Regions from separate parts of the Mus musculus genome. Here regions 2 and 3 are each linked to region 1. A link is a loop called in an ENCODE intact Hi-C map of the cell type or tissue named here. Cell type or tissue: heart. All regions are shown on one strand.

Region 1 (2,500 bases):
CACTAAACTGTCAGTGAATTTCCCGTTGCAGGTATTTTGAACACAAATGTGTTATGCAATAGTAAGGGAGAAATTGTGTACAGAAGTAAGGTCGGTTCTCTGGTATATAATTCTATCCCAGGACTATTCTGGAGACCTCCTTGTAGGATTTCATGAATAACAGTGTACATTAAAATAGTTCACTTTCTGTTTATCTTTGAGACAGAGTCTCAATTTGTAGCCTAAGCTGACCTCCAACTTATGGCAACCCTCCTGCCTTAGCTTCCAGAGTGGTGGGATTTAACAGGCACAAGTCAACATTCCAGGCTTTAGATTTTTCTTGTGAGCTAAATAATCATGGACATTCTAATAATACAGAACACAGAGTTGGGGGTGGGGAGAGGCACATAGACCTGACTGAAAAGATTAGCCATGTTGGACTAACAGCAGTGGGGGGCTTCAGGCACCATTTTTAACAGCCTGCTGCTCCCACACTCTATTCTGAGTTAACTACTACGAATATGCCCATAATACAGGTGGGGAAACAGAGGCTCAGAGAAAAGATAAGCTTGCCTAGTGTTCCTCTACAAAGCCTGACAGAGCAGTGGGTCTGTCCAGTACAGCTCTTTCCACAATTCTTTCCTTGATGCTGCCTGAGAAAAGACCAGGGGTAGAGGGGTTAAATACATATTTTATTGCTTCCGTGTGACAGTAACAGTCACAGAGCTTGGGTGAGAAAACTCAAGACTGTTGAATATGTACTTTTCGGGTTACAGGTAAACAGTCCTATAAATTCCAGAGACAGAATTAGACCAGTTAAGCCATTGAGGTGAAATATGACCAGATAGTTATTTGCCTTTGCCCTGTAAGAGCTAAAGTTTCAGCTAACTGCCACAGGGTTTTCTTCTGATGATCTGAGAATCACCATGCTAATTATTTCTCGTTGCTTCCTTTGAAAATGTGAGGCCCTTTTCAAATGGCAAAGGAGGCTTGGCCAGGACACCAGGAGGCGCTATTGCTCTGAGTGGTAGTTCCCGGCATGTTTGTCTTTATGGACTCTTAACTGAAAGTCACTGAACAGGATCCCAGGAAGATGGGGTATCCACGGAATACAGCGTGTGGTAGAAGTCTGAGGAGAAAAGTAGAAGGGAGCCAGACAGAGCTAAGATGAGTTTGATTCACAAGTTATTCCCTTAAAACACAACGAAAGCACAACACTCATTTCATTATTCCCTGACCCCGTGAATCCAGAGCGTTCCAGATGTAAACAAGTACTTGGAAATGATTACAGCAGAAGACTACTATAACATGTCTTCCATACAGTAGCTGGGTTGACTACTGTATGGAAGCTCTACCTTCTGTAGAGGCCAAGAGGCACATAGAGGCTTAAATATAGACGGAGGCATAGATATACAGATATTTCCTAGATCCAGAGCCTGGTAGCACTTTCATTTAAGGCTTGCTTAATCCAAGTAGAAATCATCATAAGTTTCTGATATTCTACTCGATTATATAAACATTTCAGATAAAGAATATTTTGAGTTTGGAAGTCTGTATTTTATAAATTAAATCTTACAGAACCGTGTTTTTATTTTCGAATACTGTTTGTTTTAGAAGGGCTTTAAAGTTGGCCTGTGGAAGGTTTTGAGTGTACTGGAGGGAATAGGTTACACAAGTAAGTACCTTGTGGTCTGGGATGCTTTGTCTTTCTTTTCTCACACCACTCCCCATCACTGGGTGAACTGGAAGTGCACGCTGGGGCTCAACCTTTGTTAATATTTATAAATACCTCATGTTTACGTTCTTCAACAGGAAAGGTATATTCTTAAGTGTCTTTACCTCAGACAGTCACTGCACCCAGTCTAGGCCCATAGGGTGCCCACTACCCACAACAAGGCTGATTCTGGAAGCTAGGGTTCACTATTCATTGTATAACCACAGCAGTTTGCATGCCACAAAACAAAACAAAACTAAACTAAACTAAAAACAAAAAACAAACTCCCAACAAGATTCCCCATTCCATCTTGTCTTACGCAGGAAAATAAAGGCAGCGGCGGTATCTTGATTCAACATTTTACAAAGCGTTGATGCTTCTGTGACAGGTACAATGCTGTACCCTAGACACTGCTTAGCAATGAGAAGCAAGATGGCGCCCGCTTCCTGGCTGACCAGCAGGATTGGTGTCTGCTTACTCATGCTCCTTGTCTGCAAGTGCCTACTCTCCACTGGTGGTGTGAAATTTGAAGCGGAAATTCCAATGTTATTGTTGTTTAATCCGATACATTCAAATGAGTTGGCACCACACGGAATTAGTCTGCCTCATGCAAATCTTGACCTCAAATAATAGGAGGCATCTCCCCGGCCTCTTGCCCATGGATAGATCTTGTGCTGTCTTGTCCGTGGCTGCTCTGGTTTCCTTCCACCCAGATGCCGCTCTCTGTGGTGATGTACTTGGGTGTCTGCATGCTCCTTGGTGCCTGTGAAAGGTAGCTCCAAGGCTCATGAATATTTCTAAGGCTGT
Region 2 (2,500 bases), 520 kb after region 1:
GCTGTAGTGACCCTTAACCATAAAGTCATTCTTGTTGCTAATTCATAACTGTAATTTTGTTACTGTTATTGATTATAATGTAAATATCTGACATGCAACATATCTGATAGGCAGGTTATCTGATTTGCAGGATATCTTATATGCAGGTTATATGATGTGCAAAGCCCTGTGAAAGGATCATTTGTCTCTGAAGGGGTCGCAACCCACAGATTGAGAACCGCTGTTCTAAAAAGGTAGACCATGGGGCTCTTCCTCCTTAAAAATTGAAATGATTGCAAAATATTAAGGAGAGACAAGATCTCAATGATAGGACCAACTTGGTTGCTATTAAAATTGCTTGTTTCTCCTCCCTTTGTCCGTGTGGCCTTTTGTGTCCTTGTCTGGAGGGGCCACAGACATAAAATGCTTAGCCACTTAGTACAGGCAGCATAGTGAGACCAGCATAGGAACTATGCATTATATAGAACTGCTTGTTTTCTACGCCCGCACAGGGCTATTTGATTAGATTACTGGAACACTTGATTTCCTCTGTAGAGTTCATGGTCTTTCTTGGTTTTCCCTAATTTTCATTTCTTAGACCAACTTTGAGGGAAACAGGTTTATGCAAAAACACTGGGCAAATAAATTGAAATCACATTGTGCAATATCTGCTGTCTATTTCATAACCCTAGATCCAGCCAGTGAGAATAATCAGCGATCTTTAGTGGGGGGAGGGTAGGGGGATACTTTTTAATGTTTCTGTTCAGTGGGAAATTCCAAGCCTTTTTTGTGTCCCATCTATAATAGGTAAACTTTTTACAACCACAGGTGCTAGCACAACCAAAGACTAAATCTCTACTCCTGGGGAAGAATGCTTGGGAGAGGAATCGGACAGGACCTGCTGCCAGGAACCGCCTCCTCAGCTCCTGGCTTCTTGGAGCCTGCTTATGGTTGGGACATCCAAGGACCTGGCTCAGCTGTGCCCAGCGGCTCCACCAAGCCTGCCAGAAAGGAAGCCTCCCACTGCTGTGACCAGTAGGAGCTAAGCAAGCCTCGTCTCGACTGGCAGGCACCTCACACATAATCCCCCAGCCTCAGCTCCTTGGCAGTCACGCCCATAGCTGACTCCAGGGTGTCGGCTGGCTGGGCTTACCAGCCACTCCTTCCATTCTCGGTGCCTGTGCCTTCTGCAGAGCACGGGCTCAGGGGCTCAGCATCACCCACAAGGCTCCTCAGAAGGGATGTCCCCAACTGTGTCAGTGCTGAGGATACCATTGATTTTATCTTTATATGATTATAGATCTTTTTCTACACAGGCATTCTGCTACCACTTGAGGTCCTTTCAGGATATTTATGATCTGTAGCTGTCGGAAGCCCACGTCTCTAAGGACCTACAGACCATCCGTGCCCATAGCTTATCTAAGCCCAAGGCAAGCATATATTGGTGTAACATTTGCTATGATGGCCAGTTGTCCATGAAAGGATTCTAAGTTAACCTGATCATTCAGAGGCACTGGTCCAGGTGGCTTTACAACACTGAGGTAAGATCTTCAGTCTTCCGGGAAGAACAGAGTCCGCTTTCCTAGTGTGAGGCCCTCATATTAGTGAAGATTAACATGGTTAGGGCTCACCCCTCAGGGAATGACGACAGCATGGAGGTAAATGGAGTCATCTTGGCTCCTTCCTGCTTCTGCATGCACAAGAAGCCAGGGAAGGTTGTGCATAGGATTCTCCCTACATCGAGATGCCCCCAGTTTCCACTCAGCATCCAGATGACTGAAAATGCTAGGTCTGGTTTGGGTAGTTACTCTGTTGCTAAGCTGGGGTGTTCATGTTGCTCCCTACAGATCTCTCATGGGGTATTTGTCTGTTATGTGACTCAAGTCTATGGTCCCTCGGTCATCCTAAACTTGTAACTCGGGCAAAAACAATCAAGCAAGTTAGCCTTTCACCTCAGAAGACAGCAAGCAATGGAATGACAAGCCATATTTCCAAAGGCTCCACCATCCTTCCCTGGAACAGAGGAATGCAGAAGGCTTGTCATTTGTTGAAGAGATTACAAGGTGGCTCCTGCTGAGGGTCTCATCCTGAGGTTTTTCAGGAGCCTTGACACAGCTGGCCTTCAGCTGGGAGCTGGGGTTGGGCAAGGAGCCTCCACCAAGGGATGAGTACCAGCCACACAGACTGTAACATCCCTATACCTTCTGATCCTCTTTCCCCATGACGCAGCTGAATCAGAAGGAGCAGAACTGTGCCCCACCGATGCCCGACGCAACAGCCCATGCTGCTTGCTTTATGGGAAAGATGGCTTGTGGGGCTGTATAGGAGCTGTTTCCAGTTCAGCCTAGCCTGTCATAGTGGCATCAACAGACTCCAGATGTCATGTTCACATTTTGCCAGATGTTGAGATGCCCTGCGATGCGGAGGCAGGGCGTGGCCTAACGCGCTCTGATGATCACTTTGAGGATGGTTTAAGGAAGGAGAGGATGCTGACTGACTCGGTCCCATAGGAGCCAACATG
Region 3 (2,500 bases), 140 kb before region 1:
TCTTGTTCTTTTGACCCTGGTTATTCAATTTCTACATGTCTGTCTTTTTCTGGCCCTGCCCACTTGCATGCTCTGTATTAGCGCTGGCTTCCGTGATGTCTCTTTTCTTATCCTCACTCCCCAACCTGGAGTTTCTAGATCCTGTAGGGAACAGGAACACAGACAGGGGCAGGGCACCATTTTACCAAAATATCATCCACTTGGAAACGCCTTTCAAGTTCCACAATTGATCCTCAAAGGCAGGACAGGCAAAACACACCTGCTGACTGGCATAGCTGATGGAGACGGCAGTGCATTTACACAAACGGCCTGATGTCCATCCCTTCATCGTAAGCCTTTGAAGCAATGTGAAGAACAAAATCTGTTCCACTTTGGAGTGGTGGCCTTAGTCCATGACAATTCAAAGGATAGTATTTCTGGCCGATAAGGCCTTCAGAGCAAAATCTGCAAGGGCTTGTGTTTCTTAGAGCAAAACCTGCAAGGGCTTGTGGTTCTTTGAGACTACTTTGCAGAGAAGCCTCCATCTCTGCACCAACCATATCCAGTAGCAGGCAAGCTGACAAGGCAGGGGGACACCACTGCACCACTACAGACAAAAGCGGGACCCCAGAACTCCTCCTCCTTCCATGGGGAGTTTTCCTCTGATTCAGTTTCACTGCATTATATCGTGGGTTATAGTGAACACTCAAAGCTCTGTCTTCCTCACTGAATAAATCATACCCCCCCCCCCCGAGAACAGCACAGGCCCTCCTTGCCTGTGTAGAGGTGACTACCTTGCAGAGTCCAGTGGGAAATGCTGCCTTCTGTTAATTATGGAATGCTATACCTAAGAATTGCTTGAGATCAGTACCTCCAGGTGCTTACTTTATAAATGGGAAAGTGGCAATTCCCAGCTTCAGGTCCCACTCTTCCCTCAGTTCCAGGCTTCCAGACCAGGCCCTCCTCTCCTGTTCCCTGCACCCATGTGCAAGAACAGCTTGGGACAGTGGGGTGTTTCCTGCAAGTGATTGGACTACAATCACTATTTATATATATATATAATAATGATTATCCAGAACACACTGATTCATACCAGAACAGCAATTTAGGGCAACGCACATGGAGCTGAGATTTGATTTTGAGCAGTTTCTTGAATCTCCCACTGTGGGTCTGAAGAGTGGCAAGCCCAACCCCACCAGAATGCTCCCGGTTGCTTGGAGCTCCCACCTCTGAATTATTCTATCTGTTCTCTGTAAACACTTAGGAGGTGGAAAACCTATTCGTTATCCTATCGGCGATACTACACATCGGAGACATTCAGTTCACTGCACTAACAGAAGCTGACTCGGCCTTTGTCTCTGACCTCCAGCTTCTGGAACAAGGTCAGTGGAGCACCACCACCTTGATGGCAAAGTCGTTGGGGGTGCAGTTTCACAGTTTTGCCAGCAGATGGCGACACAGCACAGAATCCGGCTGGCTGCAACAATCACTAGCTGGTCTGAAGTCTTGGGGGGAGGGGAGAACCTCTTTCTTTTCTCGAAAGGGGGTGGTTGACAAACGTGCTTTCGTGGTCCCATTCTGCACAGGGGTATCATCATATACTTTAGATCATTTGATATTATTAGAATATTCTTTGCCCCAACCTGCTGTCCACACAGTATTTGGAGAGGAGTCGTTAGCTAAACATTATAAACTCACAATTACTTTCCTTTAAACACCATGTTCAAAAGCCCCTCTTGTTTGATATTGTTTTCATGGTCACATCTAGTTTTAAAAAAATATCCTCAAACCACGGGCTTCCAATAAATGGCCTATTTTCACCTGTTTCAAAGTTATTTTAATAAGGAATTTGGAAAAAAATAATCCAGCCCTATCTACAAGGGTGGTGAAGGGGAAAATATGTCCTTACTAAATCCAGACAGACACAAGATCCCACCAGTGTCTGGAGTACTAAGGCATTTCTCTAGATGAGTTTAAGCCAGAGAGTAGAAGTTGCTCTCCTTCTAACATGAAGTATGCACACAATGGACACAAATCGCAGTGTTCTTAGTGTTGAAATGCATGGTGCTTTCTTATTTACAGCTGTGTTTGATTTCAGTGGCAGGTATGTTGCAAGTGTCGACCGACGAGCTGGCATCCGCCCTAACAACTGATATTCAGTATTTTAAAGGTAAGTCCTTGTGCAACCTGACTTTTACCTTTGTACAGTCCCTGGGCTTCTTTGAAATGGGGAAATTAAACACAGCCTTGCCTGTCTCCACACGGGGGAAACTGTTTGCATGGACTGAGTGCCAGGAGAAAGCACTGAAAGGCTGCTGTATGGGAACCCTGCCATGCTCCCGGGAGATCATTCTGAGTAACTAGCCCCCTTCCTAATCAACCTGTCAGTTCAGAAAAACAAAGCCATCAATCTAAGAGGATGTATTCTCATAAAACATGGATCTTCATGGGGGAGGGGTGCGGCCTTCTCTCTGCCTTTCCCCGCTCAGAATGGGGGCTGTCATTTATTTGGTGTTTATGA

What was found. A loop is a pair of places that touch in the nucleus more often than their neighbours do. Peaks named below come from ENCODE experiments on the same cell type or tissue, not always from the same donor. Only the 100,000 strongest peaks of a DNase experiment are listed, where the experiment ranks them.
Region 2: it touches region 1 in a loop (3.0-fold over the local background); 2 of 42 quality-filtered maps call a loop at or near these places.
Region 3: a loop joins it to region 1, with 4 times the contacts of the local background. A loop is called at or near these places in 12 of 42 quality-filtered maps.

What each region holds. Positions count from the first base shown.
Region 1 is chr8:10,573,301-10,575,800 of GRCm38, forward strand. All of the region lies in intron 32 of Myo16 (myosin XVI), which reads left to right. Among named protein-coding and RNA genes, the nearest start is that of Gm32330, 99 kb to the right of the region's middle. In heart, a CTCF peak has its summit at 978 (motif pointing right); no DNase peak of the experiment used is centred here.
Region 2 is chr8:11,088,483-11,090,982 of GRCm38, forward strand. No RefSeq gene overlaps it. Among named protein-coding and RNA genes, the nearest start is that of Irs2, 81 kb to the left of the region's middle. In heart, no CTCF peak of the experiment used is centred here; a DNase peak (open chromatin) is centred at 979; H3K27ac peaks cover 1,067 bases.
Region 3 is chr8:10,437,556-10,440,055 of GRCm38, forward strand. Myo16 (myosin XVI) reads left to right here. Exons shown (of 35, transcript NM_001319151.1): 18 at 1,244-1,361; 19 at 2,078-2,149. Among named protein-coding and RNA genes, the nearest start is that of Gm51561, 8.6 kb to the left of the region's middle. In heart, no CTCF peak of the experiment used is centred here; a DNase peak (open chromatin) is centred at 1,416; H3K27ac peaks cover 251 bases.